2 separate regions of the Homo sapiens genome follow, and region 2 is linked to region 1. A link is a loop called in an ENCODE intact Hi-C map of the cell type or tissue named here. Cell type or tissue: MCF 10A. All regions are shown on one strand. Each heading gives the region's core, and the rest is flanking DNA. Links, peaks and the distances in the headings are about the cores only.

The links. Hi-C counts contacts between places; a loop is a spot of excess contacts. Peaks named below come from ENCODE experiments on the same cell type or tissue, not always from the same donor. Only the 100,000 strongest peaks of a DNase experiment are listed, where the experiment ranks them.
Region 2: it touches region 1 in a loop (5-fold over the local background); 7 of 110 quality-filtered maps call a loop at or near these places.

Annotation. Positions count from the first base shown.
Region 1 is chr22:44,322,895-44,329,095 of GRCh38, reverse strand. It overlaps a transcript of SHISAL1 not described here. Among named protein-coding and RNA genes, the nearest start is that of SHISAL1, 13 kb to the right of the region's middle. In MCF 10A, for the core only: a CTCF peak has its summit at 2,675 (motif pointing right); no DNase peak of the experiment used is centred there.
Region 2 is chr22:44,570,626-44,576,826 of GRCh38, reverse strand. LINC00207 (long intergenic non-protein coding RNA 207) reads right to left here. Exons shown (of 4, transcript NR_028411.1): 3 at 5,335-5,451; 4 at 4,378-4,788. Among named protein-coding and RNA genes, the nearest start is that of LINC00207, 4.4 kb to the right of the region's middle. RefSeq lists an enhancer at 2,075-2,614. In MCF 10A, for the core only: no CTCF peak of the experiment used is centred there; a DNase peak (open chromatin) is centred at 2,586.

The sequences.
Region 1 (6,201 bases), core at 478-5,477:
GGCAGTGGGGAGCTCCTGGGGGTGGGGAAGTGCACGTGCGGTAGGCACCTGTCCTTTGGAGCCTGGGAGAGGTTGGGGCCAGGGGAGCTTGGTCCAGAATGACAGGCGTGAATCAGCTAGAGGAAGGGGGAGATGTTCTGGGCAGGGACCCTCTGTGGGCAGAGATGCAGACACAGCAGGGCGGCTGAAGCCTTCTGGACCTGCGGGTCTGGGAGGTGGCTGCAGACCTGGAGGGCTGGGGGATGGAGCAGGGCCAGGGCAGGAGACAACACTACCCCCAGCTTGAGTGAGGGTTTGAATAGCAGGGTGGGGCAGGGAGGAGGGGAGGGTGGCCAGGTTCGGAGCTTAGACAGCTTCTGGGTGGGCTGCCCATGGTTGAGGTGGGCACAGGGAGAGGCAGTTTGGGCCAAGAAGGTGAATCTGATTTCCAGTTCCCTAGGACAATTGGCCAAGCCCTCTCCAGCCCCACCCCAAAGGCCACACTGCAAGAGGGTTGCCTCATGCCCAGGCCCTTGGCTTCTGGGGCGGGTTGGGGGGCGGTGGCATGTAGACAGCAGGTCTGGCCACTTCAGCTGTCTGTGTCCACAGTACAGGACTTCACCGAACAGGCTCACAATTGCACCCTCCACAGCACTAGGGTTGCACTTGGCAGTGACAGCCCGAAGGCCTGCCCCGAGCCAGGTACCATGCTGAGCACACTCGGAACCCAGCTTCCCACTTAATCCTCATGCCAATCTTGTCAGTGGCAACTGTGGATTCTGTTGTATAGATGAGAAAACTGGCCCAAAGAGGCTAATAATACATAACCCCACCAGGACCAGGCTCCCAACCACTACACTATACCACCTAGTGAGGGGTGGCAATATAGAGTTCCTAGGACACAGCACCAGGAACCATGAGGGGGCAGGGGCCCCGCAGTCTCACTTTCTAGTCATTATCCTGTTTACTTTCCAATATTACTGACCCAGAGCCTGGCCTGCCTTATGCTTAGATGAAAGCTATCCCCTCCCTTCTTAGGGATGCTTTGCCTCTATTAACCCAGTCTTGGCTGCTTTAGCTTCTCCCCAGTTGACTTGTACAACAGATTCACAGGATCTTAGAGCGAACTGAGAGCCCCTTCCCCAGCGCCCCCAAGAGAGGCTTTTCCCAGCCCAGCTGCTCTTTCAGAAGTTACTGAAACAATTGTCAACCCCTAAGAATAGTGGGGCCTTGTTTCCTAAACACTAAACAGGCAGAGTTCTGGACATCTGAGCCAGGATGAGTGAGGAGGGTGACCCGAGGCCCTGCCCACCCTGGTTATGCCCTCCTGGGGACACCAGGGGACACCCATTCCATAGGCGCTGGTCTCACTCTGCACAGGGCCTGGCAGGAGGGTGGCCCCATCTCTTCCTCCCTCCCTTTTTGCACCCCTTCCCTCCTTCCTGCCTTCCTCCAGGGTACACATTCCTTGACCCCTAAGCATGAACCCCCTAGGGAGGTGGAGGAGACTCCAAGGTCACTGAGACCCACCCCCGGGCAGCTTCCAGCCAACCTGTTTAACGATTGACTCTATGAATAAATCATTCTCTAGCTGGGGCTGTGGATGTCCCACTGGCCCTACTGATGTGCCTTCTGTCCCCCCACCCCAGTTATCATGAGCCCCTTCCTCCTTTTCCTCTTAGCTGTGGCCAGGTCAGAAATGTTCATCCTGACTTCCCCAGTCACGGGCCGTCCCCACTTCCCACAAGCCCAGGTTTTCTCGTTCAGCCCCTCAGGACACAGTGCCTCTGAAAGCGTCAGACCAGGCCCAGGCAGGGTCTCTGGTGTACGCGCACGTGTGTGTGTGTGTGTGTGTGTGTGTGTGTGTGTGTGTGTGCGCGCCCCCCACTCTCCACAGCCCTCAAGGGGGTGGGCAGGGTGGTAGACAGAGACAGTGCCAGCAGCAGGCCTGAGCCTCGTGTGCTGTGCTGTGATGGGGAGAGGCCCCAGGAACTGCTGGTGGAGGGGGCTGAAACCGATCTGCTTCCCCATATTCAGATGGGGACACTGAGGCCCAGAGAGGGCTGGGACCGTGTTCAAGGTCACACAGTGAACTGGGGATTCTTGAGGGCCAAGGATGTTCAAGCCTATATTGCAGACATGGTGGACATTGTCCAGAGGCCTTGAGGAGCTTTGGGGAGTCGGGGGTGTGGGGAGGAGTACAAACATTTCCTAGATGATGAAATTTACACTGAAGCCCACCGAGGCACTCCTTTTAGGAAAGGGCTTCAGAATCGCTCCCTGCCTAGCCATCCACAGAAGCAGAAGCTGAGATGAAATGTAAATGCCTCCAGTCCTATATTTTTCGACATCAACCTGAACAGGGCGTTTACATCGACAGCCCATACCCCCCAGCCTGCTCTCCTTCCCCTCCCATCTGGGGCACATACTCCAGTCACCACCCATCTGCCTGCACGCACACCTACCCCAACAGATGTGTGCAAACGGCTGCCTCCAGAAATTAAGAAATAATGCATGAGTTTCCCAAATTACACCCATTTAACACTGAATTAAGTTCTGGAAGCTCTTAACAGAGCCCTGGGAGGGAAAAAAAATTTTTTTTTGGTCACACTTCCCTGGAAAATGAGACAAACCGTGATCTTTGAAAACCCAGCTACATAATCTGATTATTCCTCCCTGGCAAGCCTCAGAGAGATGCCCAGCAGAGGGAGGGGATGGCCGGCTCTGCCGCGGAGGAGAGATTTGCATTGGGAAATTGGACTGGGAAAGTTTGTCTCCCGTGCCAGATTCCGAAGCTCCTCGTTGTCGCCTGATGGGCTCAAAATAAAGTGCCGTTTTCTTAGATATTGGCACAAATTAAAAATAAAGGCAAATTCCTTCCATAATCCAGCGCGAGAATTTCCTCTGAGGCTCCCGGAGCTTGTCACGGAAACGATGGTGATTTGCTTTCACTTTGGGTTCCTTTCCTTTGTCGGGAGAATTGTACGTGTGCAGCTGGATTTACAGACCGAAAGAAATGCATTTAGTGTTCATTCATTCCACATTTCTGGAGCGTCTACCAAGTTCTGGGGCGAGGAGGGGCGATTTGAAACAGGGTCCTTCCCTGGTGAGTTTTGCAGTGTGTTTGTTGGGGGAAGGGAAGGAGAACTAAAGAAAAGCCCCTGAGAGGGGTCAGGGAGGGCTTCCTGGTAGAAGTAAATTTCGGCTTGGGTCTTGATAGGTGTGTAGGAGCGTGCCAAGTAGAAGAAGGCAGAGGGGCATTTCGGGAAGAGGAGCAGCCTGAGGAAATTCTTGGTGTGGGTCTCACACGGATGTGGCTTCTCGTTATGAAGGTTCCTTTGTGACAACCTGGCTGGACATGTGGCTTTTTACAAAGCCCTTTCATATCCATTATTTTCCACTGCCCTTGGGTAGCCCAAGGCAGGCCAAGTTTCCCTAAAGGAGAGAGCTGAGCCCAGAGATGGGAAGCAAGGTGGCCAGAGTCGCAGCCAGGCGGGACTCTGAAACCCAAGGCCCTGGATCTCATGGGCTCTGTGCGGGTTGAGAGCAAATAGAATAAGTTATTCTATAGAAATTCTAAAACTTAAAGAACTACAGACATGAATTCCAAAGTCTAGAAAGGCCCCTTTCTCCCTCCACGGGAACCGAACTCCCTGGCTGCAAGAGGGGCTGGGCTTCAAGACCTGGGTCCCGGTGATGCCCATGCTGGGGCTGCCAGCTCTGAGCCTCGGTCTCTGCGTCCAGAAAATGTGCTGATGGAGCCTCTCTCTGCCCATTTGCAGGAAGCCTGGCATCATCCCAAGTCCCAGAAGGTCCAGGTTCAGCCTTCAGCTCAGTGAGAGTCCAGCAGGGTCTTTTTTTTTTTTTTTCTTTTGAGACGGAGTCTCTCTCTGTCACCCAGGCTGGAGTGCAGTTGCTCAATCTCAGCTCACTGCAACCTCCACCTCCTGGGTTCAAGCGATTCTCTTGCCTCAGCCTCCCTAGTAGCTGGGATTACAGGCGCCCACCACCATGCCCAGCTAATTTTTGTAGTTTTAGTAGAGACAGGGTTTCGCCACGTTGGCCAGGCTGATCTTGAACTCCTGACCTCAGATGATCCACCCACCTTGGCCTCCCAAAGTGCTGGGATTACAGGCATGAGCCACTGCACCCAGCCCTCCAGCAGGGCCTTTGCTGTTTAAATTGTTCAAGCTTCTGGGCGCTGGGCTGGAGTGTGGCAGTGTAGCATCAGCTGGGTGCAGCTGCCTGGAATCTGATCCCTAGGACAGAAAGGCCTTTGGAGAATGAGCCGTGCAGCTGAGATGAGCCCTATCCTCAGGACAACGGGCCAGAGGGAGGCTCCGGGTGCTGATCTCAGGCAGGCTGCCTCCTTCCCCAAGAGCAGCCTGGAATTCCCGAGGCTATGCTGGGATTTCACATAGACAAGTCTCCGCTGCTTGCTCCTCACTTTGTGACCTTGGGCAAGTTATATAACCCCTGGAGCCTCAGTTTCCTTACCTGCAAAATGGGTTATTGTGAGACCAGATAAAATAAATTCATACAAAGGGTTTAGTTAGCACAGTGTGCATTCAATGCCTTGTCCGCCTCTGTATTCTCACTTTGATACTGTTAACAACTTTGTGTTACTGTGTTGACATTGTTGCAGCCCTTCCATGAAGCAGCCAGGCAGGAACCAAATCTGCTCATCCCCAGACCCCTAGAGTAGGGACCACCAAGCCTGTGGTTGTTGAATGAATGAGGAAATGAATCAGGTGAGCAGTTAGACCAGTGGCGGTGTTTCTTACCCAGCACCATGGCAACTGCAGACCAGGCAGGGGGGAGCCAGCTTTGGAGCCTGGGTTCTGATCTAGCCCCATCTCTTACTAGTGACCAATGGGGGCTGCATATTTCCCTCTGAGCCTCAGCATCCTCATTTTCAACATAGGGCTAATAATGATGATAATAACCTGAGTGGCTTGTGAGGATTTGAGGCGGGGATTGTAACATTTGGGACAGCTGGGTCAGTTACATTGCTAACCATTATGTTTTACCCCTAAGCTCTAGAGAGACAGTAAGATTTCAAATCCCAGTCTCCACTCCTCCTGGCTGTGTGGCCTTGGACAAATTACAGCACCTCTCTGAGCCTGTTTCCTCATCTAAAAATTGGGATGATATCCACCTCTTCAGGAATTAAACGAGTTGCTCCAAGGAATGTGTTTGGTGCAGACGGGCATATAGTAAGTGCTCAGTAAATATAACTGGAATTATTATCACCACTGCTACATTTAAAAGCAGAAACACCAAGGAGGCACAGAAGCAGTGAAGGGTCAGAGAGCCTCTCTCTATCCTGGAAGGGTGGAGGCCGCCTTGTTCCTAGTTTAGCTTGATAGTATCAAGTCCAGGTTTGGCATGCTTTGGACAGGTTGCTGAGAATGAAGGGATGATAGATGGATGGATGGATGGATGGATGGATGGATGGATGGATGGATGGTGAGTGGGTGGATGGATGCATGGATGGATGAATGGGTGGATAGATGAATGAATGGGTGGGTGAGGTGGGTGGATGGATGGATGGTGGATGGATGGATGGATGAATGGGTGGGTGAGGTGGGTAGATGGATGGATGGATGGTTGATGGATGGATGCATGGATGGATGAATGAATGGATGGATGGATGAATGGATGGATGGATGGTTGATGGATGGATGCATGGATGGATGAATGAATGGATGGATGGATGAATGGGTGGATGGATGGATGGATGGATGGTGGATGGATGCATGGATGGATGAATGGGTGGATAGATGGATGAATGGGTGGATGGATGGATGGATGAATGGGTGGGTGAGGTGGATGGATGGATGGATGGATGGATGGTGGATGGATGAATGGATGGATGGATGGATAAATGGGTGGATGAATGGGTGGACAGATGGATGGTGGATGGATGCATGGATGGATGAATGGATGGATGGATGGATGAATGGGTGGATGGATGGATGGATGAACGGGTGGGTGAGGTGGGTAGATGGGTGGATGGATGGATGGATGGATGGGTGGATGGGTGGGTGAGGTGGGTGGATGGATGGATGGATGGATGGATGGATGGTGGATGGATGCATGGATGGATGAATGGGTGGATGGATGGATGAATGGGTGGGTGAGGTTGGTGGGTGGATGGATGGATGGATGGGTGGACGGACAGATGGATGGGTGGATGGACAAATGAATGAATTAGTGAAT
Region 2 (6,201 bases), core at 624-5,623, 250 kb before region 1:
CCTAGACTGCACCCCCAGTGAGAGAGGATCCCCCCAGCTTTGCACTCCTTTCTAGCAGACCACAGCTGGGCCACACGGGCACCTGGCTGCCCCACAGCTCCCTCAGTCTCCATCCCAGCTGGCTGCCCACACGCTTCTGCTCAGGGCTTGGCAAAATGGCCCTGCTCATCCAAAGCAGGCATCCTGCTGAGCCTCAGATGCCTGCAAGGCCAGTGAGGAGCTGTTCCTCCCACACACCTGGCCACACAGGACCCTGACTGCACAGGCCAGTGCCATCACAGCCTCCCCTTTCCCAGGGCTGGGGACCGACTCTCTCCTCTCTGCTCCAGCCACGGTGGCTTCCTGGCGTCCATCCAGTGCACCAAGCTCACTTCTGCCTCAGGGCCTTGGCACCTGCTGTCCCCTCTGCCTGTGATGCCATTGATCCAGTTACTCTTGTGCCCACTCCTTCTAATTTGGGCATCTTCCCAAATGCCACTTCCTTGTAGGGCTTTCCCTGGCCACCCCATCTCCCGTGGCCTCTCAGCACTTCACATCTCTCCTGACCGTTATCCTGTTCTAATCTCTTCTTAGCACATGGCAACACGTGCAGGTGCAGTACTTAATTTTCTTCTCTGCCTCCTCCTCTTCCTCCTCCTTCCTCTTCCTTCCGCCTCCTTCTCTTTCTCCTCCTTCTTTCTCTTACTCCTCCTCCTTCCTCTTCCTCCTCCCTCCTCCTCTACCTCCTCCCTCCTCCTCTTCCTCCTCCTCCTCTTCCTCCCTTTCCTCCTCTTCCTCCTCCCTCCTCCTCTTTTTCCCCCTCCTCCTCTTCCTCCTTCCTTCTTCCTCCCTCCTCCTCCTCTTTCTCCCCTTCTCCTCCTTCTCTTCCTCCCCTTCTTTCTCCTCCTCCTCTTCTTCCCTCTCCTCCCTCTTTTCTTCCTCTTCTTCCTCTTTCTCCTCCTCCCTTCTTGTTCCTCTTCCTCCCTCCTCCTCCTCTTTCTCCCTTTCTCCTCCCTCTCTTCCTCTCCTTCTTTCTCCTCTTTCTCCTCCCCCTCCTCCTCTTCTTTCCCCTTCCTCCTTCCCTTCTTCCTCTTCCTCCTTTCCCTCTTCCTCTTCCTCCTTTCCCTCCTCTGCTTCTCTCTTCTTCCTCCTCCTCCCTTCTTTCTTCTTCTCCTCCTCCTCTTCCTTCTCCCATCCCCCTTCTCCTTGTCATCCTCCTCCTCCTCTGTGTCCCAGCAGCACATTGGCTCCAGGAGAAGTTGCTCTTGTCTGCTCTGCCTGCTGCTGGGTGCTGGGCACCTAGAATCGTGCCTGCTCACAGTAAGTGCTGGGCGAGCGTTTACTGACTGAGCAGTTACATGTGCCTGGGGGTCTCGTGAGATGGAGGAAGAACAGATCTTGGTGCCAGACTCTATAAAACCGTGTGGCCTGGATGACTCACAGGGCCTCCCTGAACCCCAGCATCTATTTCTGTAAAATTGGGGAAAGGACACCAACCTGCCTCAAAGATTCCACTCCAGGTGGGACCTAGGTGGGAGGTGCCCAGCCCACAGGATGCAGGGCAGCTTACAACGCACCCTGGCTTCTCAGCCAGAGCCTCCCAGGCTCCCCACCTTAGCCTCCCACACACCACTCAGGCATCCACAACACATTTAATTTGATTTAGGGAGGGAAATCTCTATTTTTTCGGTGGTGTTAGCATTGACGGTCTATTTCCTGCTTGGGACTCAGTGCCGAGTTGGCATTAATGTAGAAAAATTAGTATTATCAGGGCTGCTTTCAGAGCCATCGCTCACACTGCAGCCCGTGACACGTTAATTAAACTTGATAAATGCTCTTGTCTAAAGATAACTTTTGAACAAAGGATCCAGTCACCTTATTAGCTGGCTACATGCTCTGGTAAATTGCCTGGGAGGCTTTTGGAACTCCCTAGGGCCTGTGGCTGGGGACCGCAGGGCTCTGTCTTGGGGAGAGGGCTTCTCGGCTCTCCCAGTTCTGGGGATGGGCAGTCGCGCTATGGCGGGGGCACCCTACACGTCCCAGGGGCTGGGGAGGGCACTGTGGACCTGGAGGGCAGGATGGGTGTCTCAACCCAGCTCCCACCGTGGGCTCCGTCCTCTTCCGATTTGCAGTTCCCTTCACAAGCCCCTTCCGGCTCAGCAGCCTGCCCTATCACCATAACAATCCCATCCCACATGAACCATCCATCAGGAAGCCCACCAATATGACGGCTGCCCCCGCTGTGGCGTGGTCCTTGGGGCCCATCCTGCAGTGGTGTCATCTTCATGCCATTCAGCTACCGGTCCTCCTCTCCCTCCTTCTCTTTCTCCTCCTTCATCCTCCTCCTCTTCTTCCTCCCCACCCCCAGTGATCTCGGCTCACTGCAACCTCTGCCTCCCAGGTTCAAGGGATTCTCCTGCCTTAGCTTCTCAAGTAGCTGGGGTTACAGGCTTGTACCAGCATGCATGGCTAATTTTTTTGTATTTTTAGTAGAGGCGGGATTTTGCCATGTTGGCCAGGGTGGCCTTGAACTCCTGACCTTGGGTGATCCACCCGCTTTGGCCTCCCAAAGTGCTGGGATTACGGGCATGAGTCACCTCACCCGGTTGGCAGAGTCAGTTTCTAAGGAGAGGGAAGGAGGGGCACTGGGCAGGCTCTTGGCAATCTCTGCCAGGAAGGCTTTCCCAGCTCTGAGTAATTCTCTTTGTAGCACGTCTCAATTGCAATTTTATATTTGCTTTTTTCTTGACTTATTTGATGACTGTGGGCTTCACAAGGGCAGGGGTTTCTGTATTTTCTATGTTCCCCAGCAAACAGTAGGTGTGTAATAAAAATTTGTTGAGTGAATGAATGAATGAATAACTTTTCTCTGTATCCCTAGGTAAGCTCCTCTCCTTCTCTGGGCCTCAGTTTCCCCATCTATAAATCAGCCCATCTTTAAGCCTTCTCCTGCTTCTCAACCTCATGATGCTGCCCTCACCCAGCGCTCCAAAGATCAGATAGGGTAAGGTGGAGGGAACATTTATTAGGCACCAACTGTGTGCCAGGCCCTGTGCAGGGCAATGGGAGCTTGAAGATGGATCTGACAATGTTCTGGCATTCCAGAGACAGGGTAAGCAGTTCCACAGTGTGGCCTGTGGTGGACACGGAGAAGCCCCTGGGTGGTGGAAGCCAAGAGGAGGCACCTGACCCTGGATGGAGGGTCAAGGAAGGCTGCAGGGGCCTGAGTGATGGGTGCAGAAATAATAGGAGGCAGGCCGGGCCTGGTGGCTCACGCCTATCATCCCAGCACTTTGGGAGACTGAGGTGAGTAGATCACCTGAGGTCAGGAGTTCAAGACCAGCCTGGCCAACATGGTGAAACCCCGTGTCTACTAAAAATACAAAAACTAGCCAGGTGTGGTGGCGGGCGCCTGTAATCCCAGCTACTCAGGAGGCTGAGGCAGGAGACTCACTTGAACCCAGGAGGCGGAGGTTGCAGTGAGCTGAGATGGCACCACTGCACTCCAGCCTTGGTGACAGAGCAAGACTCCACCTCAAAAAAAAAAAAAAAAAAAAAAAAGAGAAAGAAATAATAAGAGGCAAAAATTCCAGGCCAAGGGAGCTGCCTGTGCAAAGGTCCATGGTCAGGAGAGAGCATAGGTCCCATTCTGTTGGTGTTGCCCTGAGGCAGGGGATAAAAGGGGACATTGAGGCCCAAGAGGCAAGCCCAGGATGAATCAGAGAGGCCCAGAGGGCAGTGGGGAGCTGTGGGTGAGCTTAAAGCAGGGAAGTGGCATGATCAGAATTGTGCTTCAGCATGAGCAAGCTGACTCTTCTGAGAAGGCCGGCCCAGAGGGCCAGAGGCTGAAGGCTGGGACGCGGTGCAGAGATGGCACCTGGACTCACCAAGGCAGCCTCCACTGGTGACTGGATGTGGGAGACCTCTGCACTTGTTCATAAGGTGTTTTCATGACCCTTCATTCACTTAATCCTCCAGATTATAGCCCTGGGGACAGGCATTGGCGCTAGGTCACACTGATGGCCCCACTCTCCCACCTTCTTTGGAGCTGCCCGTTTCACCGGGGCTGGGTTGGCCTGCCCACCTCTCACTCTGGGCTTGGCCCTGTGATCCATGTTGGTCAACAGGACAAAGCGGAAGTGGCTGTGGCCCACCTTGAGCTGAGTCTCGGGGGGCTGTGTACCCTCTGCTTGCTCTCCTGCACCTCTGCCATTGCCACGAGGACACACCCAGCTCAGCCTGGGAGGGTGAGGAGCACTCAGGCTCATTGCCAGCAGCTAGCCGCCCACCAGACACGTGGGTGAGCCCCGCCAAGACCAGAAGAATCGCGCCACAGAGCCCAGCTGAAACTGCTGAACTGTGAGTCAAATAAACACTTATTTGAAGCTTCCAAGTTTTGGGTAGTTTGTGACACAGCTTTATTGTGGCACTAAATACAGTTTTCTGTCCTTATTTTAAAGACTGTGTCTTTTGAGTTTTCACGGCCAGGGACCCTGCTCTGAGGTCCGTGTGATTTGCCTGCACTGTGCGACCTCCCAGCGCCGATCTCGGAGGCCTCGGCTCCCGGGGGATAGGAAGGCGGTTTTGCCTGGCCCTGGGCTGCGGCAGTGCTGGAGCCTCACCTGTATCAGTGTGGCCGCTCCACTCTGCTGGCTGTTCACTCATCGCCACTGCTGTGGTTCCAGCCGGGAGCAACAGCATCATTATCTTCAAGATGCAGCAGCAGGAGTCTTCATCTGATTCTGAGCCTCACGTCTCAGAGCAGAACTGACTCCCGCTGGGAGGTGGGGCTGCATCCTCTTTGTGAAGCTGAAAATGAAGAGGAAATTGTCATCGGGGGTTACGAAGAACGCGGTGGCATTTGCGACAGATGGCAACGCAGCTAAGTTTCCAATCATCGGGCTTGAAGCCGTTCTTTATTTGTAACTTTGCCTTTTCAGTGCAGATAAGTTCGGGCCTCGTTATTTCTCTCTAGGCTTATGGCGGAAAGCTAGGCATGGTGCTGCTGGCCATGGGGCAGGGTCCGAGCACCCTCCTTTAGCTGGCCTGTCCAGCCTCGCCTCTGATGCTGTCTCTGCTGTGCTATGGTGTAAGGAAGAAGCCAGAAGGCAGGCGATGTGGGTTCCAGCCCTAGTTCTGCCTGTTACTGGCTGTGTGGCTGTGGGCATGTTATGGTCCTCTCTGGCCTTGAGGTTGTCATTTGCCACCCTCTACACCAGCTGCCACTGGGGCATGGGGGAGGAGACAGAAGATGTTGGTGGGAGGCAGACCATGAGGCTCAAAAACATCAAGGGCACAGAGAGGTCAGTGGGGGCTGAACACATTAGCCAGGACTCCCAGCAGCAGGAAACTCACCAGTCCAGCCTGCTCTGCTGACAGGACGTCCCTCCAGATGTCCAGAGGAAGTTCCAGAGGAAGTCTGCCAGCTTCATCTCCCGAGCCTCCATTTCCTCATCCGTAAAGTGGGTAGGGCTGTGGCAAAAGTTCCATGGCATGAGGTGCGAAGAGTGCTCACCTAGGCCGGCACATCATGGGCTCTCTGGGGACATGGACCATTTTCTCCTCCTCCCGAGGCAGGCCAAGCTCCAGGAAGCAGAAGACCTTCCAATGTGGGAGGAGAGGGTACTCAAGGGGTAGCCCAGTAGGGCTGAAGGTCTTCCCCGGTGCCCTGTGCAAACATGGGGGCAGGTGGGTGGTGCATGGCAGACCTGGTGTTCCTGGACATGGAGGCAGCCCATGGCCACAGCTGTGCTGAGACTCAGGCCACTCAGTTCATCCCTCTGCATCCCTCTCCCCCTCCTCCCTAAAGCCCTGCAAACCTGCCTTCGTGGCCCTTTTCTTCCCTGATGAGGCTTTGGAATGAGCTGCTTTTTTTAGCCTCTCCAATCAGGCCGGCATCGTGCTTGGCTATTGTTAGCATCTCAGCTCGACGCCTCCTTCAGAAAGTGATGAGATCATCCTCCCAGAGGTCCACGGTCACCTTTCCACAAGGCTCAGCAACGTGCAGACCTCTCCTCCCATCCCCTACCCTGGTCCCAGGACAGGGACAGTGACAGCACTGAGAAGAGGAGTCAGGGACTGAACTAGGAGCAGGAAGGGAACTGGGAGTGAATGATCAAGGAGAATCTACTGTGGGCTCCGGACAGCGTCCTCTCTGCCCGCCAGCAACCCTTCCTTGCCTCTGGGGCCAGCACTTTGTTTTTCCCTCAAGGAGCCAGCTCA